Regions from separate parts of the Homo sapiens genome. Here regions 1, 2, 3, 4, 6 and 7 are each linked to region 5. Evidence: chromatin contacts called from ENCODE Hi-C or POLR2A ChIA-PET data. All regions are on one chromosome and are shown on one strand. The core of a region is the stretch at or near the end of the contact, and the rest is flanking DNA. Distances in the headings are between cores, read along the strand shown.

Evidence for each region. A loop is a pair of places that touch in the nucleus more often than their neighbours do. ChIA-PET counts read pairs that join two places held with the same protein, here RNA polymerase II (POLR2A). Pooled maps may share reads with other maps.
Region 1: a loop to region 5 is called in a pooled map, with 5 times the contacts of the local background. The contact joins two enhancer-like sites. A Hi-C loop is called at or near these places in 2 of 37 single-sample maps with no recorded cell type and 6 of 50 pooled maps.
Region 2: a pooled map shows a loop between it and region 5 (6-fold over the local background). The contact joins two enhancer-like sites. A Hi-C loop is called at or near these places in 2 of 37 single-sample maps with no recorded cell type and 3 of 50 pooled maps.
Region 3: a loop to region 5 is called in a pooled map, with 9 times the contacts of the local background. The contact joins two enhancer-like sites. A Hi-C loop is called at or near these places in 8 of 37 single-sample maps with no recorded cell type and 4 of 50 pooled maps.
Region 4: a map of naive thymus-derived CD4-positive, alpha-beta T cell shows a loop between it and region 5 (27-fold over the local background). The contact joins the promoter of HIVEP2 here to the enhancer-like site in region 5. A Hi-C loop is called at or near these places in 1 of 168 maps with a recorded cell type or tissue (naive thymus-derived CD4-positive, alpha-beta T cell), 4 of 37 single-sample maps with no recorded cell type and 11 of 50 pooled maps.
Region 6: a loop to region 5 is called in a pooled map, with 9 times the contacts of the local background. The contact joins two enhancer-like sites. A Hi-C loop is called at or near these places in 9 of 37 single-sample maps with no recorded cell type and 5 of 50 pooled maps. POLR2A ChIA-PET finds 5 or more read pairs at or near these places in 1 of 52 experiments (OCI-LY7).
Region 7: a loop to region 5 is called in a map with no recorded cell type, with 7 times the contacts of the local background. The contact joins two enhancer-like sites. A Hi-C loop is called at or near these places in 2 of 37 single-sample maps with no recorded cell type and 6 of 50 pooled maps.

What each region holds. Positions count from the first base shown.
Region 1 is chr6:142,854,004-142,857,940 of GRCh38, forward strand. The region is part of intron 1 of HIVEP2 (HIVEP zinc finger 2); the gene reads right to left. Among named protein-coding and RNA genes, the nearest start is that of HIVEP2, 89 kb to the right of the region's middle. Within about 2 kb of position 2,118, at least 6 of the 41 ENCODE cell types and tissues checked have a DNase peak (open chromatin) inside an H3K27ac peak, as active enhancers do.
Region 2 is chr6:142,819,611-142,823,722 of GRCh38, forward strand. The region is part of intron 2 of HIVEP2 (HIVEP zinc finger 2); the gene reads right to left. Among named protein-coding and RNA genes, the nearest start is that of HIVEP2, 120 kb to the right of the region's middle. RefSeq lists an enhancer at 96-565. Within about 2 kb of position 2,306, at least 11 of the 41 ENCODE cell types and tissues checked have a DNase peak (open chromatin) inside an H3K27ac peak, as active enhancers do.
Region 3 is chr6:139,902,596-139,906,700 of GRCh38, forward strand. No RefSeq gene overlaps it. Among named protein-coding and RNA genes, the nearest start is that of LINC02941, 72 kb to the right of the region's middle. RefSeq lists an enhancer at 979-1,098. Within about 2 kb of position 1,321, at least 4 of the 41 ENCODE cell types and tissues checked have a DNase peak (open chromatin) inside an H3K27ac peak, as active enhancers do.
Region 4 is chr6:142,942,874-142,946,677 of GRCh38, forward strand. It overlaps HIVEP2 (HIVEP zinc finger 2), which reads right to left and starts at 2,303. Exons shown (of 10, transcript NM_006734.4): 1 at 2,226-2,303. HIVEP2-DT (HIVEP2 divergent transcript) reads left to right here and starts at 3,616. Exons shown (of 3, transcript XR_001744397.3): 1 at 3,616-3,804. RefSeq lists silencers at 1,933-2,002, 2,143-2,242, 2,443-2,672, 2,903-3,532, 3,583-3,802.
Region 5 is chr6:141,482,278-141,486,065 of GRCh38, forward strand. No RefSeq gene overlaps it. Among named protein-coding and RNA genes, the nearest start is that of GJE1, 650 kb to the right of the region's middle. RefSeq lists an enhancer at 1,345-1,484. Within about 2 kb of position 1,499, at least 16 of the 41 ENCODE cell types and tissues checked have a DNase peak (open chromatin) inside an H3K27ac peak, as active enhancers do.
Region 6 is chr6:139,840,031-139,843,846 of GRCh38, forward strand. The region is part of intron 1 of FILNC1 (FOXO induced long non-coding RNA 1); the gene reads left to right. Among named protein-coding and RNA genes, the nearest start is that of FILNC1, 71 kb to the left of the region's middle. Within about 2 kb of position 1,866, at least 2 of the 41 ENCODE cell types and tissues checked have a DNase peak (open chromatin) inside an H3K27ac peak, as active enhancers do.
Region 7 is chr6:139,762,960-139,766,758 of GRCh38, forward strand. No RefSeq gene overlaps it. Among named protein-coding and RNA genes, the nearest start is that of FILNC1, 6.2 kb to the right of the region's middle. Within about 2 kb of position 1,797, at least 20 of the 41 ENCODE cell types and tissues checked have a DNase peak (open chromatin) inside an H3K27ac peak, as active enhancers do.

The DNA.
Region 1 (3,937 bases), core at 868-3,367, 1.4 Mb after region 5:
CTGACTGGGAATATTCACTGTTTAGTCACATAATGTTCTCAGTCTTTGTTTCTTACTCTGGTTTCTTAAATTCAAGCTCTGTGTTGTTCATAAAAACCCGGTTCAGGCTGGTGGCTGTGCCATCCCCCTCAGATTTATTGTTAGCCTGTGGTAGTTCTCAATTAGGGTGATTCTGCCCCCTTAAGAGACACTAGGCAATGTCTGGGAGTTCTTTCTGGTTGCCAAGACTGGGAGTGGGAAGGGGTATGCTATTGTACCCTGGTGGGTAGAGGCCAGGGATGCTGGTAAGTATTCTACAATGCACAGGATAGTCGCCCACAACAAAGACTTATCTGGCTCCAAATGCCTAACCATGCTGGAGCTAAGAAAACCGGTAACATTGTAACTCTGCTGCAATAACTTTTTGGTACATGTCACTAGGCTCCTGATGTTTAAGCAAGTGATTATAACAAAAATCCTTTAGACTAATTGTATTACTCAAACTTCATCCTAAAGATCGTGCTCAACCAAGAGAAATTCTACAAAAAAACCCATAGTATTCTTCAGAATTACAAAGTGTGACATTTGTTTTTTAATTGAAGATGTCCAATCAAGACAGCCGAACTTTAGGAGGCTGGCAGAAAGGGCACGGGATGAACTTGGTATCACCTGAATGTAACTGAAATTTTCCAGGGAAGGCACTGCACAAACTCCTCTGTGAATGTGAACCCTGCCACCAATGCCACATCCTGCTTCTTAAGCTTTTCCATAAACAGCAGCTGTATTCCTCCCCAAGCATCAAATGACAACCCAGGAACATGCACACGTTCCTGAAATGCTCGCAGCCACCCAGTATTAAAGCAATAATCTCCCCCAGGGAAAAGTCCTACTGGGCCGGATGTAGGAAAAAGAATGAAAGCAGGCACAGCTTTCAGGTCCACTCCACCACAAATGACTCCATGACCCGGGCAAGGAACGTTAAGTAACTTCTTTCTGGTCCTTTTTTTCCTCAACTAAAAGCAGAAAAAGTTTGGCTTAGTCATCTGCAACTTCACTTTCAGTTCTCACCACCATGCTGGTTTTCTTCCCAAAAGGTAAAGAGAAGGGAATTGGCTCCAAAGAAAGTAGGTAAGAGGGAGCTTATGAAACCCGCTTCATTAAGGGTCCCAGTCACATGGAGTGTCTGTGGGCTACAATAGATGAACCACCCACGTGGTAAGTTCACCCACAAGAGCAACTTTTTTGAACACAGGCAAAAGCTGACCCCAAGCTTGATAGGCGAAGTCTCCACTGAGCTCCAGGCCACATGAGAAATGCTGACTGTGAGGATGAAGGACCAATCTTTGTGTGTGCACAGCAGGGAAAGGACTAATCATTCCACACTGGCCTCTTCCGCTACAACCTTCTGTACAAGTAACCGTCATCCCCAGAGCACCATCTTATCATTAGGAAGGACAGAAGAAGAAGAGTACAGTGTGTTTTAAACTGTCTTTGTGTTATAATAAAAATCACAAACAAAAACAAAATGGGCACAAACAGTATGAATTTGAGGAGCCTTTAATTTTAATGGGCAAATACTTAATGTATTAATAACCACGTGGTAGAAACCAAAATTAGTTCTGGGGAACCTCTCAACTATACTGAATTATCTGCTGAGATAGGTTTTGTTCATGGATCTACAATAAGAAAGGAATCTGTTTTCCTGAGTCTCCCCACTGAGTTTTTTATGCAGTGCTTCTGTTCATATGCTTAAGTGAGCCATTTAAAAGGAAGAGTGTCAACGTTGGACTCAGGCTTTACTGGTATGAAAGTGTAAAATTATATTTGTATCCACAGATTTCCAAAATCTCAGTATGCAAACTTATTAAAAATACACTATGGTGGAGGCATATATAAGAAGTGAAAGTATTCTTTCACTTATTTCTTATTACTGCCAGTTCAACATTATCACAAGCTCACAGGGCTATGTTTTCCCAACTGAAACACCAGGATGTTAATGTGTCTGAAATTTGAGACCTTCTGATAAATTATGCTTGTTTGCTGGTTTTGTTGTTTTTTGGTGTGTTTGTTTTCAGTAAAAGCTGGCACTTTATAAAATATCTGTCTTCAGTATTTGACAACGCTTGACAACCATTCTCTCGTTACTTTTTACCACATCCTGGTAAGGGGGAAATGGCAGGTAACTGCATCGCTTTTCACTAAAAAACAGACAGCAAGGGGTTAAAAAAAAAAAGAAAAGGAGAATTTATGTCTCCCAGTTCCACCTACTGCACCACTTTAATATCCAGGATTCTCCCCAAGCCATTCCCAGAGAAAAAAGTGAAAAGAATCTCCTTTGACTTGCTTGGGTCACTGCCCCCAAGACACTGAAGACTCAAAGATACTGAAGACTTCAATGTACAATACATTGGTGGTGAAACTAAAAGTCATATGCAAGGAGTTGACTCCCCTCTCACTGCAAATAATTCTAACATGACCGATGTGCTACAGAAATCAATAGCAGTAATGACTACCTTTTTTGGAACTGCCTCAGCAGTCAGCTGGAGAGGGGGCCTTGCTAAGCCCAGGCACACTGCCTGGATCAAGCACTGAAATCAAGCTTCACAAAAGAGAAGCGTGAGTAATTTACTTATTAAAGAGATAACTGTAAAGTCTGATACAAACAGACAAGCGTAAAGCCTTCAATGCACAAACCAAATGCTTGGCTTGGAGACCATAAAATGCAATCAGCAATGAAATCTAGGTTATATCACTCAACTTTCAAAAGTCTAATGCCCCTTTTTATCCTTAGAAAGATGACACAAAGAAATGACCTGTGAGGGAGACTTCTGGTTAGCAGGGGCTCCCCAAAGACACTGAGCCCACAGCAGGAAGTGGAGGGGAAACCTCAGTGACTGGTCCGAGACCAACCTGGACTTCCGTGTAAGGTACAATGCAGATAAAGGGGATTACTGTACTTCAAGTGGGTTCTGAAGCATTCTACATTATTCAAAAGGACAAAAATCTAGTCAGGTGTTGCCCAAATGGTCTCCTCTGTGATCATTTTTCTCATGTTGTTCAGAAACGTAGTGGTGATAGTGCATTTGTGAGACTCTGTGGCCAGGAAACAACATCTCTGTAACCCCAATTTTAAAATCATGACTTCACTGTCACCAACCAGCGAATGCCAAAAATAAAAAGGTAGAAACATCTAAAACGCTGTTAGAAAGTGAAGCTTGAGTTCATGAGCAAATTAGAAAAAAAAAAAAAGTCATTTGCCATCAGATGTTGTCTGTCAACTTAAAAAAAAATCCAAATAAAAAGAGAATTCAAACAGTTCTTCTACAATAAGCTATTGTATAGCCCCTAGATCTAAGTCATTCACAACTCCCGGAAATAACTGCATATTCGCCAAATGCTCTTATTTTGTATGTTCTCACGGGGTTTCAGGACTTGTGCAAATTGTTTTCCAAGCACCATCCGGCCATAATGACCAGGTTAGAACTGATAATTATGCCTGCCTGTCTATAGGTTTGTCAGCTAAAGAAATCCACAGACGGCTGCATCATGAGCAGAATTCTACTTCGGGTGCAGCTGCGCTGACCACACTGCATTAGAAAAACAACCCTCTTTGCAATAACCAGTTTTGGGCATCACTGGTTAAAAAAGACTAGTTTCCTGTTTTTCTCCAAAACTTCAGAGTGTGGGTATTGCTATTTTTTACCCCACCCACACATTTTTCTTTTTAATTGTTGAAGATTAGGTGCTGTAAACACCTAATCATGAGCATTTCTTTATATTAAAACTCCAGGTTTAATTTTAGGTCGGATTTGTTCTTTCCACACGGGGACTCCCCTTTGTTAAGACTTGTGTGGCTTCTCCTGCGGGCGGGGGGAAGCCACGGGGCTGCGGGCTGCTGTCTAGGAGGGGCTGGGGTCGGGTCTTGGGTCTGGGAACTTATCTATGGCCCAGTGTTGCC
Region 2 (4,112 bases), core at 1,056-3,555, 1.3 Mb after region 5:
AGGATGTTAACAGTGAAAGGACCATTTAGAAAGCTAATTTCCTTTTCATCATGCTTGTTAAGTGTTTACTTTAATTCACATCCTGTGTGACCCTATGGGAAAATTTTTAACTAATACTGGGGAAAATCCCATAGGGTTACACAGGATGTGAACAGGGCCTGTACTGAACTACCTTCAGCTTGAAAAATAAAATTAGATAGGTGAGTTTCACTTTCTGTTTGTCATAAGTTCCACTTTCTGGCTCCCAAAGCTTAGATCCACAGTACATCCATGTCCGTGCAATAAAATCCCAAGATTCTCACTCTCTGTTAAAGGAAGGATTTCGGCGTGTTGTATAGCAAAATCCTTTCAGCAGAAAAATGCAAATCTGTGGTGCTAATCAAGGAGAGGCGGCTGGAGCACTCCCAAATGCTCCTCCATACCTGGGCTCACACACAGTTCAGCTGCCGTTTTCCATTTCCTGTGGGGAACATACATCATACCACTTCCCCTATAGAAAAAAGAAAGCAGCCCGATTTAATTGCTGATGGAAACATTGTCATACTTTCCACTGGCCAAGCTTGAAACTATTACTGATCTAACCTTCATTAATTTTTCCACAACAATTTGCAGAAATGTCAGGAAGCAGCTGTACGAAGACTGATTAATTGTCCTTATCACCACTACTTTACCAGGCTCGCTCTCTCTTCTCTCTCTCTCTCTCTCTCTCTCTGTATCCTCACCACCTCCCCTCCCTCTCTTCCAGTTTAAAAATATAATTGGGATTTTTCTGTTTTGGTTGGTATTGGTGGTGGTATATCATACTCTGAAATATCCAGATCTATTTTTGATGTCTTTCAATGGCCCAAACATTTTCAGATCTGGAGGAGACCCCATGAAGTTTGGGACAGCATCCACGAAGGAAAAGGTTGCTTCCTGCTGATTACTCAGTTATAGCTGTTTAAACAGACGTTCATGAATTCAAGTCTTACAGCAACACTGCATTTATTAGTCAATCACAGACGCTAAAATTCACTTCCGAAATGTGAATTAGAAAATCAAATGCCCTTTTTCTATTTTTTTTTCACTTTCTTTTCTCCCTCATCATTTTCATTTGAGCTATACCATCTGTCCCAGCCTATCAAATAATGTACTGTGCATGCCTGGCAAAAACAAGTGGAACAGTACACCTCATAACCCCATGTAGGCAACCACTGAGCATCTATAAAAGTGGTACATAACAGAATCTGGCCATCTGGGGATAACTAGTTATAGCAAGCTTAGCTTCTCAGCCAGCACTCAGATTTGCAGACTTTTAACTAGTTGGCAAAGCATCAACCAGTGTTCAAGAAGAGAAACACTAACAAACATTTTTTTTTTCAAAACACAAGAATTCAGATATAAATTTTCAAAGGTGTACTTGCCAATGTTGCTGACAAGAAGGCTTCAAAAGCAAAGATCAAGGCACTGTCATGTCCTTGAAATGGAGCCAGAGTCAATCCAAATCTAGCATTTTGCAGCATTACTAAACTTTTTGGGTATGAACATATTTTTCCTTCCCCATATTGCCTGAATATATACAAGCAAGGGATTAAAGCCGAACAGACTTTGAACCAAATGACATAGTACCTTTCAGAGACAGCTCCAGCAGACTGGGAAGAGTTCCTCCTAGGACTACATTTAAAAAAAAAAAAAATCCAAAGGCTCTTCATCCCAGATACACTCATTCGTAGTCTAACCCCGAACCAAAGAAAGACAGATTGGACAACTATGGCTTAAAGCATTAAAGTAATAACTGGACATGTAGCATAGTGGCCCAGATCATGGACCATGGAGCCAGAATACTTGCTTTCAGTCCCATCTCTGCCACTTGCCAGACATACAAATATTCAGGCAAGTTACCTAACCTCTCCGTGCCTCAGTCTTTTCATCCAGAAAATGGGGATACAAATAATATTGTTAACAGAATTATACAGCATTTAAAAATGGCACGAGGAAGTGAACTCTAAATGCTAGCTGTTAACTGTATATTTTTCTGTTGATATTTCAGGTATCTATTAGCCTAATAGTGAGGAGGAAATAATGTGACACGAGTTCCTAAATTAATTTAACAAAGCCCACTGGGTTGGCTGAAAGATTTCCCCTGATAATACTCACATTGCTTGAAACACCACCACCAAAACTAGGTCAAGCAATCAAGGCTAAATATTCTATTGTTTCTGTTGACTATCCCCTAGCTGTCACAGGACAGCATGCCTTGTGATGCCATGGGACATAGAGGCAGGCATGGCTGGAGATGACCACACCTCACCACCACCTCCAGGCCTGGAAAGCAGGGGTGGGGAGAAAGCCACCACAGACCAGCAAAGTGCAAACAAAGACAGAAGCTGGCTTGGACTTCGTCATAATCAAAGTACTCATCAAAGAAGCCAAAGGCACTCATTCCCTTGGCACTAAGACCAGGGTTGAGGTGCCAGGAGGCCACACAGTGCAGGAAAGACGCTACTTTTAATTCCGGCTCCACCATATGACCTTAAGTAACTCTCACACTCTAAAGCCTTAATCTGCAGTAAAACACAGGATTTCGTCTACATCAGACCTTTTGAGTCTTTTGGCTGCCATGACCTCCTTGGCAGTCTGATGAAGCCTGTGGGCTCATTCTTAGCAGAATGTTTTAAACTACACTGGATTACAAAGGAAACCAATTACCATGAATATAGGTATCTCAAAATAACTTTCAAAGCAAACTTGTTGATAGTAATATACATAATTCTTTATTAATAATTAAAAACAAGATATAGTGCAGGTCTAATATTCACCATAATTCGGAGTAGTCATAATCATAAAGACACTTTGAGATATGAATCACAATGGTAATGTGATATGAAACTGTCTGTGATTTCTATTGGTGACAACATCACTGACACTGCTGAAACTACTGTCATTTGTTGCTTACATGAATAATGAAGGAAGTGCTAAACTTCAGTTAGAGATTAATGAAACAGTTTTTTTCTCAACCAAATTTTCTGAATTCTGTCCATTTGTGGTTAAGAGCCCCAGCCTAGGTAAATAATAAATCCCTTTATAATTCCATTATCTCAGATCAATGATTGCATTGTGTCCCTGGCTCCCTCCACAGAGAAGATTCACAAAGAGAAATAAAGCAATTCCTATTCTTTCCAACTGTGTGGAGAAAAACAGATTTACAGGATAGAAGTGTCTTTCCTCATCCCTCTCCAAGTGAGGGAAGGAACACTTATTGACTTGGAAATGAGTTACCCAAACACTATCAAGCCCTACCAGCCTACAGGCAAATACATAAGAAGTGACATTAACACCAATTAACCACAGCTCCTGTTCCAGCCCCACCTGCTCACACAGGACCTCCAGTCCCCTTAAAAAGTCCCAACTAAGTATATCTAGGATTCCAGCAAGGGAGACTTACAAGAGCCCACAGGCAGTCTGACAGCCAGTCACAACACCATCTGCCATGGCTTCTTTCCTGCACCAGCTCCCCCTAGCGTCCTCAGGAAGGAACCCCTCTGCCGCCTCTGCAGATGGCGCCCTCAGTAAGAATCCTAATGCCCAGTTGCCCCCACAGACAGCAGAGTCCATACTTCCAGGAAAGAGGGGTCCTTGTCATGGGTCCCACACTTTAGAAAGCCTGCATATCACAAACAAGCACAAATAAATTCACTGAAAAATCCACAGCACCTTTATCATAGGCATCCAGATGTCCTGTAACCCTAAACCCCGCGACAACGGTTTAAGCCCCGAGGGAAATGCTTCTCTTGCCCAATCTCTTTGCACCAGTCAAAGAGTGACTGAGTTGGAATGCCCTGAAGGTTCGTGGATTGTGACATTGCAGTGTGGAGTTAGACATCATTTCCAAAGCAGAGAAGATTCAAGCAGCATTAATGCTTAGGTAAAAGAAAAGACTTAAGAGTCATTTCTCTCAGATGGTGTGGACGCAACAGATTCTCGCATAACAAGTGTAACCATGCCAAGCATCCCTTTCCTGGTTTCTCTTCGTGCTCTGATCAGTGGTTCTAGAATCGTTAATAATTAGAGCAGCATTTGGAACAATTGCACATGGCACTTGAAGAGTGTTTCGCAATTAAACAATTCTTATT
Region 3 (4,105 bases), core at 71-2,570, 1.6 Mb before region 5:
AGAGCATATGTATAAGGTTTTAGAAAACTGACCCAATGCAAATTATGTCCAAATAATGCCATCGTGATATGATCTTTTAAATTCTTCAGTACTTGGGATGGACGCACTTGGCCTATGCACCTCCTCTCTCTATAGGCTTCGTCTTAAAGACTTGTAACAGAAAGACAGAGATGATCCAAAATGTTGTGACATGGTTAGGCTTTGTGTCCCCAACCAAATCTCATCATGAATTGTAATCCCTATGTGTAGAGAGAGGGAAGTGATTGGATTATGGGGGAAGTGTCTTTCATGCTGTTTTCATGATAGTAAGTGAGTTCTCATGAGATCTGATGGTTTTATAAATGTCTGGCATTTCCCCTGCTTGTACTCTTTCTCCTGCCACTGGTGAGGAGGTGCCTGCTTCCCTTTCTGCCATGATTGTAAGTTTCCTGAGGCCTTCCCAGCCATGCAGAACTGTGAGTCAATTAAACCTCTTTCCTTTATAAATTACCTGGTCTCAGAGAAGCTCTTTACAGCAGTGTGAGAACACACTAAGACATGTTGTTAGAAAAATAGGCAATTTTCTACTTAATAATTCCTAAAAGTCTTCTTTATATAATATGTGATACCTAAATCTTTATCTAATATTTAAAATACTTCTTTAAAATGTTAATAATTCCTAAAATGTTTCTTTTTTAAAAAAAATGCCTAAAATGCTTCTTTGTCCCTCCCTGGGAAAATAATGTTTGTGAATTGACAAAACAAAATTGGAGCTCAGACCCAATTCAAGTCATACCTCAATCTTGAGGTCAGAGACACTCCCTCGATCCCAATTTAGAGGATCAAGAAATCTCAGGGGAATGTATTTCTCCAGATCTTCATGTATGCAGTAAAGGAGGGATCTTGATTGGGTCTTGGTAGGATCTTTTGGTTTGTCAACTGTTGACTCCTTAGAAGTTCACTGGAAATACCTGTTTATGAAAAAGAAAGAATACCACCATGACAAATCTTAGTAGTGTCTCAGAAGGTGAACTTCAAGGTAAGATATCAAATAGACTTTTAGGGCCTGGGCTAGGACTTTTTAAGTCAGATCTTGCAAGAAACAGTACTGGTTGGGATTGAAGAGAGTTTATTAGAGAATAGATTTAGACAAATGGGCTCAGAGAAGCCAGAGTCTTGAAGCTATTCATTATAAACAAGCTATTAGTCTTTATAAGTAACCTGTTTAGTTGGTTCAGTCTTATCTTTAAGAAACAAGTAGTTTCTGGAGCAAGTAGCTGAGTTAAATTTGCTTTGCTCTCAGTATTGTTTCAAATAGGTACAGAAAATTATATTGCTTTCAGTTTTCTTTCCCCTTTCCTCTCCATCCCCCCCACGGAACTTGTCTCAGGTTTTCAGAGTCGGACTGCTAGATTAGTACAATAAAAGTGTTGTGAAACTAGGGCTGTTGCAAGGACTTAGACCTCAAAGCCACTCTATTTGAGCTGCCAATAATAGGCCTTGTCCTACTGATTTCCAATTAAATTAGCTTTTAAAAACATGTTTATTGATTGACATACATACATAATTATAATGGACTATTTTCCATAAGTGATTATTTTAATGGACATTTGTGTTTTATGAACACATTAGCTACCTGACCAAATAGCAAGCAAGTTATCTTGAATTAATGCTGTAGGTTTCTTCCAACTACTAAGTAGGCAGGCTGGGATCCATTACTGTAGGCTGTCAGGGGAGAAAAGATGAATTGAGTTGATGGTGATGACATAATGAATGTGGCTTCAATGACACAGTGGCAAATGTTAAACTCACTCACTGTATGATGAAACCACATCATTAGAAACAATAGCAAGGGAGAAGGTAAATCAAGAAAGGAGACAAATCACTCACAATGCATGAGAATATCTGGAAGCTCCTCAATGCAGCATCCAGAACTTCACCATGGTTGAGGCACTAAGGAAATAAGTTTCTAAAAACAGTGGCTTTAAGGAGAAAAGAAATAATGACCACCAATTGAAACTAGGACACCCTAGGGTCATATCCAAAGAAGTGGAAAATGTAGGGTATGTTAGTAAACAGGGAATTTCAGCCATTACGTTTGTTTTATCTAGAGCTAGAGACTACTATTATTGTCACCTATAGTTATTTGAGCTCACTGGTGCCAGGTAGGTGGAAACCAGAGAGACAAAGGTCACATTCACAGAAAAAAATTGGACTGTTATAAGTCTTAGGGCATGTCAAGCACATTATGATCACAATGCATTAAGAACAGGCTTATCTGACCCATGAACAAGCACCATGGCAAAATCTGAGAGCTGATTTAAGCAACACTTGAGCTGTGGGAGTAAACCAAAATGTATAAAGACAGTATCATTTCCATGAACTCATTAAAAATGACTTCATTTGAATTTTAATTTTGGAATTGAATCTTAAAAAAATTACATCTCAATTTATAAAATCACAAAGGTAATGGCACTATAAACTTCTACTTGCTTTTCACGTGTTTCAGTACTTTCTAATAGAAATCACCAGCCCTAGAAATTTCAGGAACTGTGAAGGCTGCTAGGGAGCAGGTAGTTTTATCAGTTTCAGTAAAGTTGCACTTGTGCAAATGTTGGGTAAACAGTTTGGGCCAATTTTACTTGGATAAAAGATACAATGTGCCCTCCAGGTGATTCCTTTCTCTGGGACTGGGAGAGCATCTGCTAATGATACCAAGTCTTGAATATCTCTCTTCTAAGGCACAAAATCTGTAGTGACCCTCTATTGAAATTTTTTTGGACTTTATTTCTTATGAAGGAAATTAGTGGCAGTTCCTCACAGCTTTTTGGGGGAGAATAACATTTCAGTATCATTCTTGAACCTGTTAGTTTATTCCCTGGGGCCTCAGTGAATTCTAGGAAAAACACTAGCCTGCAGTCATTCAGCCTGGGGCTGTAAAATTGTCAGATCTCATAAGCTCGACACAGTGCTTGGGTCTGGCCAGGACTTGGATAGGAGAACTCAAAAGAAAGAAAAAAAAACTTTGTGGAACACACATCTGTTGTGCACCAGATGGCAGTTATTTCATCTTCTGTGGAACTTTTTTCTATAATTCTTGTTACATTTCTTCTACTGCAGTACTTACAGGTTTTAAGAAGAAAAAAGCAAAATATTTTGGGAAAAATGAGGTGACTGTAACATTAAAATCAAGGCTTTAATTGTTCCCAAACTCAGGATTTGCAGAGTTAAGTTTCCCACAGCAATCCTCCAACTGTGCAGCGTGTATTACAATAGGAGTCCTCATTACATAATCACCAAACCCTGGGTAATGTTACATAGTGTTCAGCAGATAAAGGGCACAAAATAATGGAAAAGAACTGCACTTTTTCTCTAATCGTAGATGTACAGAGCATATTATGTTACTGCATAAATATTACATGATCATGTAACAAAATATACTAATGAAATATACAGATGCAAAGCAAGGGTGCAAGGGTTGAAGGTGCATTGGGAACACTTAAATTGATTTTCTTATTCTTTGCTAATTCAAATTCAAACTTAATTTAGCATTTGTGTTGTTTTATGAGAATATAAAATGTCATGGGAGGCCTGATAGTTTTTAATAAGTTTATCGAATGGTACTTAGAGTCATCTTCTGCAACAGTAATATAGACCTACAACACTATTGCTGTCTTTCATGTATCAAACTTCTGTTCCTGACTATGTCTTAAGCATTAGGTTTTGACCTAGAAGCTAATTTTTGCCCAATGGCTTCTACTGCTTTGCAAGTACAGCACATTTTATATTAAAGACTCAGATGTTGCCTATTGGGTTTAGTGGGTTTCTGCCTATATTAGTCCATTCTCATGCCGCTAATAAAGACATACCCGAGACTGGGTAATTTATAAAGGAAAGAGGTTTAATTGACTCACAGTTCAGCATGGCTGGGGAGGCCTCAGGAAACTTAACACTCATGGTGGAAGGGGAAGCAAACACATCCTTCTTCACACAGTGGCAGCAAGAAGTGCTGAGCAAAAGGGGGAAAAGTTTCTTATAAAACCATCAGATCTTGTAAGAACACTCACTATCATGAGAACAGCATGGAAGAAACTGCCCCCATGATTCAATTACCCCCGACCAGGTC
Region 4 (3,804 bases), core at 1,053-3,552, 1.5 Mb after region 5:
TTTTGTTTTATACCCGACCTATGCTCGACGCAAGAAATTGTCTCAATGTTCAAAAGATTCATCATTGTAATACATTTCTGTATATAAGAAATATACTGCATATTTCAAACCTAGTGGTCAAAGGGATTATGACACTTGAAACAAACACACTATCATTAAGTAAATACTGGTAAATCCCTTTCAGCTCACAATGCAAATGTACAGTTGTCATTTGGTACTATGACTCCTTAGGGTTCCACAGGGAATTTTCTCTTAATAATGAAAATGATACCCACTTTAGTCACAGAAAGGACATTTCTGTTCTGATAAACCATTTGGCCTATATCCTAAAAATCAAACCCAATCTACTCATTCCACAGTCTACTTCGTTAAAATTCTGCTTCTGGCACTCTTATAAGGTGAAAAAGCAATGAGACATTTGCTACATATGTAGCAAACATATGGGATCTATATGTGCAAATATTTAAAATAACTTGGTTTGCTCAAGGGCAAATATCACCAAATATTACTATATCACTGGAGGAAACGTTTCTAATAAAGTTAAATGGCCTTTTTCTAGGAGGACAGATCATTGCAAATTTAATTAAAATGGATCTTATTAATATTTCAAGTAATGTCTGGGCTTGATTATGCACTACAAAAGAAACAACTGTATTGAGGAGAAAAATCAATAGCCCTTGACTAGGGCTCTGGGTATGCTAGAAAAACACAGATCTCTTGTGAATTATTGAGGTCCAGCTTTAGGGTTGGGGGCGAGTACCAATATTCATTTGGAGGTAAATTGAGTTATTTTTAAAATGGCAGAAAAGGAAGGAGAAAAATCAGCTCAAATTTTCCATTATAATGAAAGTACAGGAAACAAGCCTTTCTATATTCATTTTAGGCCTAAATAACTCTGCAGAGAATAAGGGTTTTGCAATGTCAGTTGCACACACAACTTCCTGTGTGAATGCTAAGCCATTACAGGTGTCCTAAGGCCTCCAGTGAAACCTATTATCAAGAGATTCCTCTGGTCTCCTCGAAGTCATCCCCAGCGCCCCCCATCCGCCGCCCACACATTATTGCTTCTCTCCTCCAAGTGTCTTGATTAAGGACCCTCTCTCTTCTCCGCACTCCCGAGGTTAAAGTGCCCCCGTTCCCTTGGTGTAGCTAGTTACAAGCTTTCCCGTTAGGGAAGACTAGTGCCTGCAGTCCTTTTTAGTTAGATGCTTTTAAGTCAGAGATGAGAGGAGCCACTTGAAGAAACCCTCCTTCCCTTCTTCCTTTCCCCCACTGGGAACCAAGTCCCTGAAGGACAACACCCAGGGACGCTTCCTGACCTTCTATCCCCTCACCCAATTTGGGCTTGGAGGGTTGGGGTCGCATTTTCTCATGTCCTCTGCTGCACTGGATGTGTTATGTAAGAGGGACAGAACGCGGGAGGCACATGCGTATAAAGCGCACCGATCTGTGATAACAGCTGGGGTAGCAGAGCGGATCTGGAGTCCACCCCCCCCCCCCACCAAATACGACAGACCCCACACATGCACATCAGCACCCCCTCCCCCACACACCCACACACACACACACACACGCACACACCCAGAGCAATGTTTTCCTGTCTCACCCCTACCAGTACCAGAGGCACAGAATGGAAAGGCGGGGGGTGGGGGTGAAAGGAGGTGAAAGAGGAGGAGGAGCAGCAGCAGCACATCTGCTTTGATAGCAGCCGGCAGTGCCGCCGCGGCAGAGAGCCCCTCGTTAACCCCCTTCCTGTGGCTGCACCACGTCATGGAACATTCCCGGAACGGGCCAACGTTCCACCCACTTCAGGGAACAGACATAAAGGCGCAGACCCAGTTCCCCACAGTGCACAGCCCAAACACACATGTCCCTTCCCGATCCCCCGCCAGACGGACAGACAAACACGCATGCAAACCGCCCCCACCCGTCTCCACGCGCCCGGGTCCAGCCGGCAGCGGCCAGAGCCGCTCTGCAGCCGGTGCACCCGCAAGGCGAGGGCGCCTCCGCCTGAACCTTCCATCGAGACAGTCCCCTCCTTCCTCGCTTCCTTCCTTCGCTCCTTCCTTCCTTCCTTCCTTGCCCGGGAGGTAAAGGGAGTCACTGAAATGCCCAGAGCCAGCGCCTTCGCTGCGCTCGCTCGGCCGCAGGCCGGCGGCCCGGGCCTCGCGCCGCCAGCCCGCCCGGCCGCCTGCGCCGCGCGCCGCGGCCCCCTCCCCCGCTACCTGACAACGGGCCGCCGCCGGCCGCCGCAGCCGCAGCGGTGGCCGGGCCGTGCGCGCCGGTGCACGTCGCTCATTAGTAAGCAGGCACATTCCTGCCTCCAGCGCTCCCGCGCGGCCCCCTCCCCCCAGGACATTACGCAAAGCAGCCTCCCCTCATCTGCATAGATCCGCGGCCAGGGTATTCCCCGCATTTCCCCACGCGCCCGACACCCCTCCCGCGGTCTCCCCCATCCCCGCCCCCTCCGACCCTCACCCTCGGGCCACCGGGAAGGGGCTGGGGGCACACGCCGGGGAGCGGGGGACGGAGTTCGGCGGCGGCGATTCCAATATAAAGTGAAACAAGCTCCCAGCGCCGAAGGAGGCAGGAAAAACCCAGCGTCCAGGCCACTTACCGAGCCGAGGAGGGACCTAGATTCCCGCCGCTCCGCTCTCGCGGTGGCCGGTCCGCCCTCCGCGCACCCCGAGGCTGCACCCAGCACCCCAGACGCGAGACGTGGAGGAACGCTGTGAACGAGCCGGGAGACCCTCCAAGTTGCTCTGGGCTCCGTGGAGCGTCAAGGTCCAAGACACAACTTGGCAAAGACTTGTGCCACAGTCACCGAAGATGTTTGTGCGGAGACCCTCCTGCGGGGAACGACGGCGCTCGGCGGCGCCCCGCTCTCCTCCTCTCCACCCCCTCACCTCCAGCCCGCCTCCCGCCGGCCGCCCGCCTCCGGGCCGCGAGCCCCTCGGGCGGCTGTCAGCTCCCGGCCGCCGCCGGGTGACAGGGGCGGGAGGAGGGCGCGACGCGGCGGCCCGAGCCCCAGCGGGCGAGGGGGATCCTCGCAGCCGCGGCGGCCGCTCACCTGGAAAGTCACCGCTGAGGAGGAGGAGAAGGAGGACGGGGAGGAGGAGGGAGAGGAGGAGGGGGAGGAAACCCCCCTGGTGCCCTTGTTCTCGCTGCCGCGGCGGCCGCTCCTCGCCAAGGCTGAGCGTGTCTGGTGGGGGGTGTCTGGTAGCATTTCCTTAAGGACAGAGGGAGGGCGGGCGCGGAGGGAGGGAAAAGATCCCGACCGCCAGCCCAGGCTCCTCTTGCCTTTATTTATTTTTCTGACACTGTACGGAGATGGGCCCGGGGCAGGGGCCGCCGGGCTCAGGCGGGAGCCGCGAGGCCCGGGCCGCAGCTGTCTGCGTGCGGGAGCCGCAGCGGCCGCCTCCCCTCCCGGGCTGTGGACGCACCGGGTTATTCCTGGCAGCGCCTCCCCGAACAGAAGTTACTAGGAGGAGTGCGCGGCGAGGGCGGACGGGGGGAGAGGCGGAGGGAGGGAGGGAGGAAGAGGGAGAGACTCAGCCAACGACGTCATCGGATCCCCCAGCGCGTCCCAGGGAGGGAGGCTGAACCAGAAAAACCAGTCTGGAGCCAGTGAGCGAGAGAGGGATGTGCGGCGCGCGGGGCGACGGGGGAGGGAGGCGGTCGGGAGGGCAGGGCCGGGCCCCACGGCTGCCGCTGCGGGCGGGGAGATCGCGGCCGCGCACTCGCTCGGTCGGAGCGGGGAACTCCCCGGAGAGCTGGTCTCTACTTGTCATGCAAAAAAACTTG
Region 5 (3,788 bases), core at 249-2,748:
AGGCTCTCTGGAGACAAAAGACTGAGAAAAATTCAGAAGTACTATCAGAAAATTGTCAGTCACAGGTTTAAATGGATGTGATGAAACTAGTTATGACTTAGTGGCTACTGATGGCTTATCATGCATTTTTTTAATGGAAAATGTCTTTCCTCCAGAACTTTAAAATTTGGAAATATTCATATACTAATATATTTTATGTAATAATATTAGAAGAGGAAGAACCTATATTCACATATTAATTATCATTTTTCTCACAAAGAAATAGAGATAAACCAAGACTAAGACATGGTCCCAAGATCACACAGCAATTAAGATTCAGTCCTTATTTACTATTCATTTCATTCTCTGAAACTGCAATTATATTTGCTTTCAAAGAATGTTCCAGAAAAATATAAGTGTAGAAAAAGAATAATATAGACATTAATTTCACTAAATAATATAAGCATTTTTTTTTTCTTTTTCTATCAGCTGAAAGCAGCCTAGGAGTGTTAATCCTCTTGGTGTTTCTCAACCAGACTCTTTTGCATGATAAAACAATTTTACTCTCATTGGTCTATTCTAGCATTTAAGTTAATTTTCCAACCATCTAAATTCCAAGTGTGCACCATAGAGGTTGAGCTTTTCTATCCATCTGCTACACCAATACCGTCCAGTCTATGCCAATGATTGAAGGGTATAAAAAAAGGGCCGTGTGGTCGTTTCAGTTTTGTTTTGTTTTGCAATGCAGACGCACTTGGAGCAGCAGGTCAATGAATTCTGGGAACTGCATCTTTTTGACACATGAGACCTTTGCAGAATGAATCAAAGTTAAATCCCATGAATAAATGCTAGTGTTTAATAATCATTCCGTTTATGGAAGCTTTATTGTGAATTCATAAAAGCAAGGACAATATTTCCTTGCAAGTCCACAAATCACCATCATAAGCAAGGCAATCGTGAATAAACTGAGCTGGACTGCATAGCCTCTTTGGCAGTTGCTAGTATTTAAATATGGATGGGAGAAGCAAAGACTAGGAGAAGTTGTCCTAAAGCAAGCAAATGACAGCTCCCACAAATAAAGGGAAAAATGTTAAAACAATAAACAAAAGAGAAACAATTACTTGCTCATTACAAACATGTCATATTGCATTCTTTATTTTGATTGTGGAAAATTAGCCATTGACTACCAGGAACAATTGATTTTCCTTCACAGCTGTTTTCTAATTACATCTGAACACTGAAAATTCTAGTGCAGCCATTCAGCTGTACAAAGAGAATTTTCTTTTATTATTTTTGCTATTGCTGCAAGCTCTGCCCAGAAGCATGACTATAGTTAGATGATCTGTACTGTATATATGTGGTGTTTGTATTAAAAGCCATGCTTTTCAGGGATGTTATAAGAACTCAAATATTTTAAATTACATAGGGCAGAACTTGGTGTACAAGCTGTTTTGCCCAGATGCTATTACGTAGCTTTCTCTTTCTTTTTGCCATCAAAACAAGGAAGAAGATAATGAAGATAGCTTAAATCGGTACATCCGTTTCTTAGTCACTGCATAGTCGTCAATTGGATCTATTTTTGTCATTGTGGCTTCTGATGAGTGTTTTGGCACAGTCTTACTGGGAGGGTGGAGGGTGATGGGCAGTTTCCTGTCAGTTAATTCTGTGGGTAAATTCTAAGCAAAGAGCATGGAGATTATTAACAGGCAGGATTCCAAGGTTTCAGAGAAGCAATTGAAATTTTTGGATGCTTCTCTTCAAACGCTTTAGAATTTTCCTCAAAATGATTTCAGTTTTAAAATATGGCCAGAAATATGAAACTTGCCCTTGGGAGTTTTCTAGGACTTGCGGTTAGTGAGTTCTGGAAAAATAGTTAAGATACTTCCTTCAGAGTTTAGGGTCTCTGATTAATCTTTACCATAATTTAGGTGAAATCAGCTCAGCAATGTTAACAATTCAGCAAAAATAAAGTGAAACCTTAAAATGTTTTTTTTCCAATGGAAAAAAAAACACAACATTTCAAGCCTGGGTTATTAAAGCAAAAACTGGGAGCTCTTATTTATTTACTTATTTATTTTAATTTTTTTAATTTATTTTTATTTTTTGTAGAGACAGGGTCTCACTATGTTGCCCAGGCTGGTCTACCACTCCTGGCTTCAAGCGATCATCCTTCCTCGGCCTCCCACAATTCTGGGATTACATACGTGAGCCACCACACCCGGCCAGCTCTTTGTTGCCATTTATTAAATATTTGCCCTCTTTAGAGGTAACTTTAATCAGGTATCTGTTCACTGGATGGCAATTTTTTAAGTCTTTGATCAAAACTCTAACCTCTGTAGTTCCTGTAGTAACGCAGTGTAACTTGAAATTTGCCATTTTACTTGGAAGGCTCAAAGATTCCTCAATGGCCCATCTTATTTTAGTATTTCCTTTGCCAAGATTAAGATTGAGGTGATGATTGTTTAATTAAATTAAATTTGGCTTGAGGCTGTCTCGGTACCGTAGGTCCCTACATAACAAACTACAATTTAACTAAACAAACTGAAAGCCTAATTTAGGAGTATATATTGTAACAAATTGCTAGGTCTCAGCCAGTCACAGCCGACTAGCTTCAGCCAATCACAGGCTGCCAATTGATCAGACCATGTCCAAACAAGTAAAAAATGCTAAGCTGTAACCAACCAGTTTCTGTACCTTACTTTCATTTTCTGTCCATATGTACTGCCTACCTACTTTGCAGAAGTGAGATCTCTGAACCACTCTGCTGGCTCTTGAGAGCTACTGGATTCCCAAATAATTCTCTGCTTCATTAAACTCCTTTAAATTTGTCTAAAGATTTCCTTTTAATACATTTCATCTCATTTTTATTTTTCTAAATTTTGATAACTTTCATTGACTTTTATCATAAAAATCAAGTCTAATACAAAATAAAACAATATAAAAATAAATGTATTGAAATTATATCAATTTTATTTCCTGACATATTTTCTTGATTTATATCATTACAAAAGATAAAAACTATCAGCATGGAGTTTTGAAACCATAAAAAATTTTTTTGAAAGAATGAGGAAAAGCAGCAAGAACTTTGGGTGTGATGGAGGTATGTGGTTAATTTAATAGGACTGATTTTTTTTTTAATTCTGGGATTTTTCTCACATAACCATATAATCTATTTGAAAACCAGATATTTACTAGAAGAGAGTGGCAAATATCCACTACTGAATAGATAAGAGTTTAGACATTAAAACTGAAAGCACTCTTAAGTATTTTACATGTAAAGAGGTTTAAGACACAGAACTAGTGGCCAATAAAACTGCTGAGAGGTGGCAAAATGACAGTCAGAAAAGCTGCTTTCAAGATATTTTTAAGTGAAGGAATCTCAGGAAGCCATTAACAATTATTTTAGTTGCCTACCACACCTAAGAAGATGATTCTCAGGAAGATCTCCAAAATCAATGGGCAAAAACCCATGTCTGCCATTTGTCAAAGCCCACACATTTATCCTCAGCCATGGCATGAGAACAATGGCTTCTGCTCTTCTACAACACCAAGAAATTTTCTCTTATCACTTAGATACAACTGAACCCCAATGGCAATGAAGCTTGTTTCCAGTCTTTATGTCCCTGTGAAATAAGAAACAACTTACAAATTTAGAGATGATAATACAGCAACAATATCTGAAAGAACTACACTTGAACACAAGAATTCAAACCCTAAAAGTAATAAAGTAATACCAATAATGATGTTATTTCACATACAGCTGTTCAATTGGATAATCACTGAATTGTCCTTACCGTTTAATTTATTTT
Region 6 (3,816 bases), core at 616-3,115, 1.6 Mb before region 5:
GCTCTCCTATTTTTGCAATCAATAACGGCAAATACTTTCTGCCCCTGCAGCTATCCTCAAAGAGTGGTGTCCAAAAGCAGGGTGGCTTAAGTCCTCATTTAATGAGAAAATTCTTTTATTAATAGCATATTTTTAGGTCTTTTGCTAAACTAGGAGAAACTAGCTTGTGTTGGTATGTGTTAAGTAGATGTACTAATCTTGTAATTTATACTCTTCCCCAAACTCCAGGATCCACTGCATAAATAAGTTTCTCATGCCAGATTTATTTCTTTCATAAGAAATATATATTTTTTTCTCTCAGTGCCCCACTATCACCATTTAGGCTCTAAAATATCTGAGAGATTTGCCCCATGTACATTTGATTCCCAGCTGCTAACCTGGAATTTTGTTCTAGGAGTTTGTGAAGACTATTTTCCAACCACCTGTATAATGCAATTATTTCAAAAAGGTACCAGAGAAGCCTGACTGCTTGAGTTGAGCCATGGGTCTTTTGTCCTCAGACTGAGATTTATACCATTGCCTGCCCTGGTTCTCTGGCCTTCAGACTTGCACCCAATTATACCACTGGCTTTGCTGAATCTCCAGTTTGCAGATGGCAGATCCTGGGACTTCTCAACTTCTATAATTGCAGGAGCCATAGATATAGATATAGATATAGATATAGATATAGATATAGATATAGATATAGATATAGATATAGATAGAGATAGAGATAGAGATGGATAGAGATATCTCTATCTAACATCTACCTATCTACCCATCCACCTATTATCTATCTATCTATCTATCTATCTATCTATCTATCTATCTATCATATTGCTTCTGTTTCTCTGGAGAACTCTAATACAACCACTAAAAAACATAAAGTGTTGTCAATTGAAGTATGATAAGAATCGGCAAGCCTTATCTGTAAATGATGATAGTAAATATTTTAGGCTTTAAGGTCCACAAGGTCTCTATTATAATGGCTGAATCCTGCCATCGCAGCAAGAAAGCAACCGTAGGCAATATGTAAACAAATGGCTATGGCTGTGTTCCTATAAAGCTTTAATTGTGGACATGGAAATTTGAATTTCATGTAACTTTTACATGTTATAAAACTATTTTTCTTTCTTTTTTTTTTGTAACTGTAAAAAATGTACAAACCAGTCTTAGCGCTAGAGCCATACAAAAGCAGGTGGTCAGCTAGATTTGATCGACAGGACGTTATGGTTTCTTATCATGTTAATTACAAGATGCATCCATATTTCAGAGTTGTTAGAATGCAGAGATATGTGCGTCTTAGATTGAATGTGATAGTGCAGTATTACAGAATCCTAGGTCTTTTGGATTCCCTGGGTTTTAACATCTATAATGTATCCCCACAATGCTTTGCCACTTAACCTTTGGCAATCAACAAGGATCATTGGTGAGCATACAGTCTGTCCTTTCTGGAACACAGTGAGAAGTGGACATGGAATGGAGAAGGCTGAGAAGAAAGTTAGAGGGAATTGAGGTGTATGGGGCAGTCTTTTGGAATCTGAATGTTCAGAGAATAATGAGGCATGCCATTTGTATAGCACTTTAAATTCCATAAAATCTATGTATATACATTGTTTTATTGAATTTTCCCCATGGATCTGTGAAGTACCCATTGTAGAAATTAGCTGCAGAACAGAAAAACATACATGTGAATGAATTATAACTGGGAAAAGGTAGACCCTAACATTGTCTTTTGACCATACAACTGTTCTTCCTTATTCAAAAAGCTTATATTCAGTGAGTGTTTCTAAGGGTGAAAGTTAACCATGATTCAGGAGACAATCATGGTTGTATTGTCACAGCCTTTCTCTTTCATTTTCCTTACAGTATTGCCTTCAGCAGAACCTACTGCCTCTTAGCAATATTAGTACAAAGGCATTTGCAAGGCACCTTATGGGCATATCTGAGCCAAAATGCCGCTGGTTTGTTAATTAAATTTAAACATTTTGACATGCATCTCTGATTTCACTTCCTTGTTCTGTTTCACTTCTCTTCCTCTTTTGAGCCAAGTAATAAATGCAATGAAAGTAACATGGACTTTGAACTCAGTGGGATTTGAATCCAGATGTGCTGTTTATTAGTTTGTGACTCTCAGCAAACTACCTAATCGTACTGAATGCTTTCATTATTCTCATTTTAAAAAAGGGAATAGTATTACCAACATTATGGAAGTTATCAGTGAGGTGTTACACATAATGCCCATAGAAACATGCCTACCCCATAGTAGTATGTGTTAGCTATCATTGTAAGCATTGAATGGAGTCATGTATAAAATACCCAAAAAGGCATCTGATGCATGATAGATAATCCCTTAACCATAGAGAAAGCAAGATTCTCTCTATATGGATTCTCCAGGGTCACCTTTTTTATCTAATTTGAAATGTTGCACCCCCTCTTTTCGAACACACAAAATATGACTGAATAACATGATCCTGGTCACTCAAGTTGTTTTTTGTTGAGTTTCTTTATCTTCATTTTCTCATTTCTACTAAAGGCTGTGTAGTATAGAAATTACAAGCTCATACCTACCCTTTATAAAATTAATCAATGATTTACTTTCCCAATAAAACTGTATCTTTTTTCTTTATATATTTCCACTTTATTTCTTTATATTTATAATTGTATTAGCTTCCCTCTTAAAGACTGATTGTTTATCTCCTCATATAAGTACATTTTGATACCTGCAACCTGAATGAATATTTCTTTGCCTTTCATCTCACTGGGTCTCTCAGCAGCATTGGACAATGTTGGCATCTTCTTGCCTTTTGAATTATTCTCTTTCCTTATCTTCCACAATTCCTCTATTTTCCTCATACCTATCTCTCTCTTCCATCTGTGTTGCCCTTGCAGGCTCCTTCTTCTCTATCAAACTATTAAATATGTCAGTATTTCAAGGTTCTTCCTAAGCCATCTCCTTTCCTCATCAAAATTTTTTTGGCAGCTAATTTTCTTTACTTTTTCAATTTAATATTTCTGTTATTGTCTTCCCTATCCTTCCAGTTATCCAAGATAAAATTTCAACCCAGTCTGTCTCCTTCTTTCCCAGATCATTCTTTTGATAGTGTGCCCTTGTTACATATTTGTGGAATGGATAAATTATATAACCTCTCACACGACAGATTGGATTGGACACTTAAAAATCTGCATGATTTAGTTCCTACAAACCTTTTCTCCCCACAGGAATGCTATATTCCAATAAAATGCTCTACCCGTTGTTCTCAGAAAAACCTGTAACGATGAGAATATAGCATCCTTTTTTTTCTTTTCTTTGAGATGGAGTCTCACTCTGTCACCCAGGCTGGAGTGCAGTGGCATGATGTTGGCTCACTGCAACCTCCGCCTACCAGGTTCAAGTGATTCTTCTGCCTCAGCCTCCCAAGTAGCCGGGATTATAGGTGTGCACCACCACGCCCGGCTAATGTTTGTATTTTTAGTAGAGACGGGGTGTCACCATATTGGCCAGGCTGGTCTCAAACTCCTGACCTTGTGATCCTCCTGCCTTGGCCTCCCAAAGTGCTGGGATTACAGGTGTGAGCCACCTCGCCCGGCCTCCTTTTTTTCTTAAATAAAGACTGGAAGCCAATAGCATGTGGTGAGAACTTAAAAGAGTCATTACTAGGATGGACATTTGATAGCCTTTTATGTTAATAAGAATACAACCATTAAGTGATGAAGTAGTGCCATCCTTGATCTTCCAGATCAAAAAGCAAAAGAGAAAAAGATAAACAGCAGCAAAACTCTTCTTTAAGCCCGAATAGCCAAGACAACCCTAAGCAAAAAGAACAAAGCTAGAGG
Region 7 (3,799 bases), core at 547-3,046, 1.7 Mb before region 5:
TAAAATGAGAACTGTCTGCTTTCAAGGATAGACCGGCTGCGGGTAGGATTGATATTCTACCATGAAAATGCAGCAGCTTAAAGGAGCCATGCCAGAATACTCTCCACCACTTAATACTTTTTATTGCTTTTGACAACTTAAACTCCACATTTTTTCCTTCTCTAGGAAAACATATTGGTAACTAGACATATACATAACATAGATTGGTATAATGATGATGCCTTTTATGATTCACCTTAACCATTCTTTCGTGACCCCTGCCATCAAAAACATTCAGTGACTTCCAGTGGCATTCCTAGCATTTTTGACACCTTGGCTGGATCATTTTTATAACACCCCTCACTTTGTGATGCAATTATTTTCATGTAGTAATTAGCAATCAATATAATTTTTAAATCTTCTGTTTTAAAACAAATGAAAAGAAGTGATTTTGATTCTAAAGATTGTGCAAATTTGGGATATTTTATATATGAACTAAAATTTGCACTTATCAAATAAAAAATGTTATACTTGCATTTTGCATTTAAACGAAAATAGGAAACTCCAAGTGATCCCATAATAACTCAAGTTCTGTTTCTTTGACTTAGAATTGCAGCTATGTCTGCCCAAGGCAATTGCCAAGGTTTCCCAATTTATCCTGAATGATTGTAGCTGAGTGGGGTACGTTTGGGGAACAATTGTTTAACTGGGAATTTGCTGAGTTAACTTTTATGTTGAACACAATATTTAATAAAGGACAAATAATAAAAATGTGCTAATTCAAACCACACAATGTATTATTAAAACTCAATGGTAATGGCAGCAATTGTTTAAAACTAAGACCAGAAATGATTTTTTTTTTTTTTTGAGGAGGAGTATTTTATCACTTCATTGTTTAGAAATGTCGGCAGGAAGTGATGATTAGAATCAGAATGACTGGGTTTTATTATAGCTTTAAAATTTTTTATAGACAGGGTACCCCCTCATTGTCCATACCCAGAACTCCCTCATACTTGGTCAGTCACTGGTGACTCCTCAGTGTTTACATAATTGAGTCTAAAGTGGTGATCTTTAGCATAGTTCTCCATCATATGGCCTCAACCTCCTTCCAGCCTACTCCTCCACAGTTCACCTATTGCGAAAATACCCCATCATCTAGAATTGTGAAAATATTCTGTTCCCTGAGCCCTCCTCTTAAAAAAATGCTTCTCTGTGTGTTTGTATTTCTCCCTCTGACAATGTAAGTGTAAAGAGCACAGGCTTTAGAGCCAGGATTTTGTGGGACTGGATTTTCCCTCTGCAGCTTATAAATTGTGTGACCTTGGACAAGTTATCCAACCCATCTGGGCCTCATCCTCCTCATCTGCAAAAATATTGATTACAGAGCCCATTTACAGATACCACTGGATGAGATGAGAACACATAAAATATATGTTAAATTGTCTTATCCCTCCATATCTTTCATTATTCTCCCTTAATAAGTTTTGCATATCTAACAGTTACAGGACTTTGATCAAAATAGGCCTGCATAGAGTTTGAACAACTGAATTGAATTTATTGGGCTTCATTCATGATATACAAGCTTCCAAAGTCACATGGTCTAAGCCCAAGCTCCAGTTCTTTCTACAATTGCCTCAGCTGTGAGTCTTGAGCATTGTCATAAGAAGAGAATCTAGGATATTTCTCATTTGGCTTCAGTTCCTCTTCTTCAGCTGTCCAGACCTCTTTCATTTAGAAAAACACTGTGACAAAATGAGGAGGCTGCAGAAGCACAAGTGGGAATGGCAGCTGACCGCACGGGGAGAAGGTGTCTATTTCACCTTCAGGACCATCTTAGCATTTTGAGCAGCTCATAGGTCAGGAATGCTGTTGTCATCAGGGTTAGAGCTATGTCCTGAATAAATACCAAGTTAGGAGGAAGATGACTCAGAGCTGCCTAAACCTCATACTCCTCTGATATTTTAAGCAACAGAGAGTGGCAAGCAGCTGTTAGATATCTTTGCTTCTTTGTTCAGGCAAAGCTTAGCCTGTTCCATTTGGAAAGAAAATGGTCATAATTTCCAGCCCATTTTAAACTCTTCCTTCTTAGAATTGTTACTGCACACATAACCTGGGTCACACAACTTAGTTTTCTGCAATCTCAACTCTTTTTCTAATTATTTCCTCTTCCCCAAATGGATATTAAGTTTGTTGTGGAAAGAGAATATGCCTTATATTCCTCTTATATTCTCTCCAAACTGAAAGATTAGCCTTTGGCCCAGAGTAGGTAGTGCATACAAGCACTAATTTCATTTATATGGGACTTTAAAATGAAAAATTACCTTTATGTCCATTCTTTTGTTTAAACTTCACTACAACTTCATAAAATAATTGTTATTATCTTTATTTTATAAACCAGGAAACTAAGGTTTAGAGAGATTAAGTATACTGCCAAGGATAAGGATCATACAGCTAGTAATTAGCAAATCCTGCATTTGTGTGTGTGTGTGTGTGTGTGTGTGTATTCACCTCATAAATCGTATCTTAAAGACTCATTCATTAATGACAGCTTAATTGAAAACCTTTAAAAAATATATTTAATTTTTTTCTACTTATTAAATCCTTGTTCCCTAACTTGTTTTTATTGCTCTGAAAGCAGCTAGAAAACCATTTTGTAATTTGCAAAGATGTAGATCTAGAACCTAATTATTTCATTTGTATGCAGAAAAGAAAACCTGTACAAATGTAAGAAGAAATGGCACAGGAAAATCCCCAAGTAATAAGAAACCATAAATTCATTTGTATTTTAGGTAATATGTTTATGGCAGATATTTAGAGAATTCACATTATTTTGGGGCATCATTATTTATCTGAAAGATTAGGAAGGGCGTGGAAGAGTCTGTGCGGTTAAGGAGAGCAAAATAGGTGTAAATAATATCAATTGGTAGACTCATTTGATTCAGTCAACAGGTTTTATGAAGCACCTGCATTTTCTGTCATGGCTGGAGAGTGGTTTTCAACACATGTTAACATTTGGGTAGGTCAGATACTCTGTGAGTTCAATCAAGATAACCCTGTTTACCCACTAAGATGACTCAGAGAGCTGCTAGGACCTAGTTTTTTCATTTCGGTCTCGTGCTGCAAATGGTCAGCAACTATGAGATTGATGGAAGACATTTGCCTCAATTATTATGCTATGATTCATAGATTCCTACTATAGAACATAACTGAGTATTTGGCCTTCCTCTTTCAGTTGGGGAGAGTAAACAAATTTCTTATTTATATCAACAAGTCATAATTTGAGCAAGTTAAATATTAAAACCTATTGAAACAGAAAAAGAAGTTAAGTTTAGGTGTGGATAATGTCAAGAACAACTATTTAGTCTTTATTTGCGAGATGATGGGCAAACATTTTATGCTGCTTGCAAAATTAATGTCTTCAGTAATTTACTACACCTTTTACTTCATTCATGACAATTTCAAAGGATTAACTGTGAATGGATATTTGAGGAAGTTAGCTTACTGGATCACCAAAGAGTGGCCCAAGGAAGGGTGGGGAGTAGAAAAGTGCTCAGGAGATAGCTGTTGAAGCTGCAGAGAAATCTCTATTTCTATCTCCTGGTTTAAACCCTCCATCCCACTCAATGTGCATTAACCTGAAATATTAATAGATCACTGTGCTTCTCCCTTAAAAACAATGCACAGGCATTTAGATTGATGATTGCTGCTGCATTCAAGGTTCTGTAAATAATGATAACAATACTGTCTAGCACATTATATAAGATCACCTAAATTATAAGTAGAAGATGTATCACGTCATGGTCAAGTCTAATATATATAA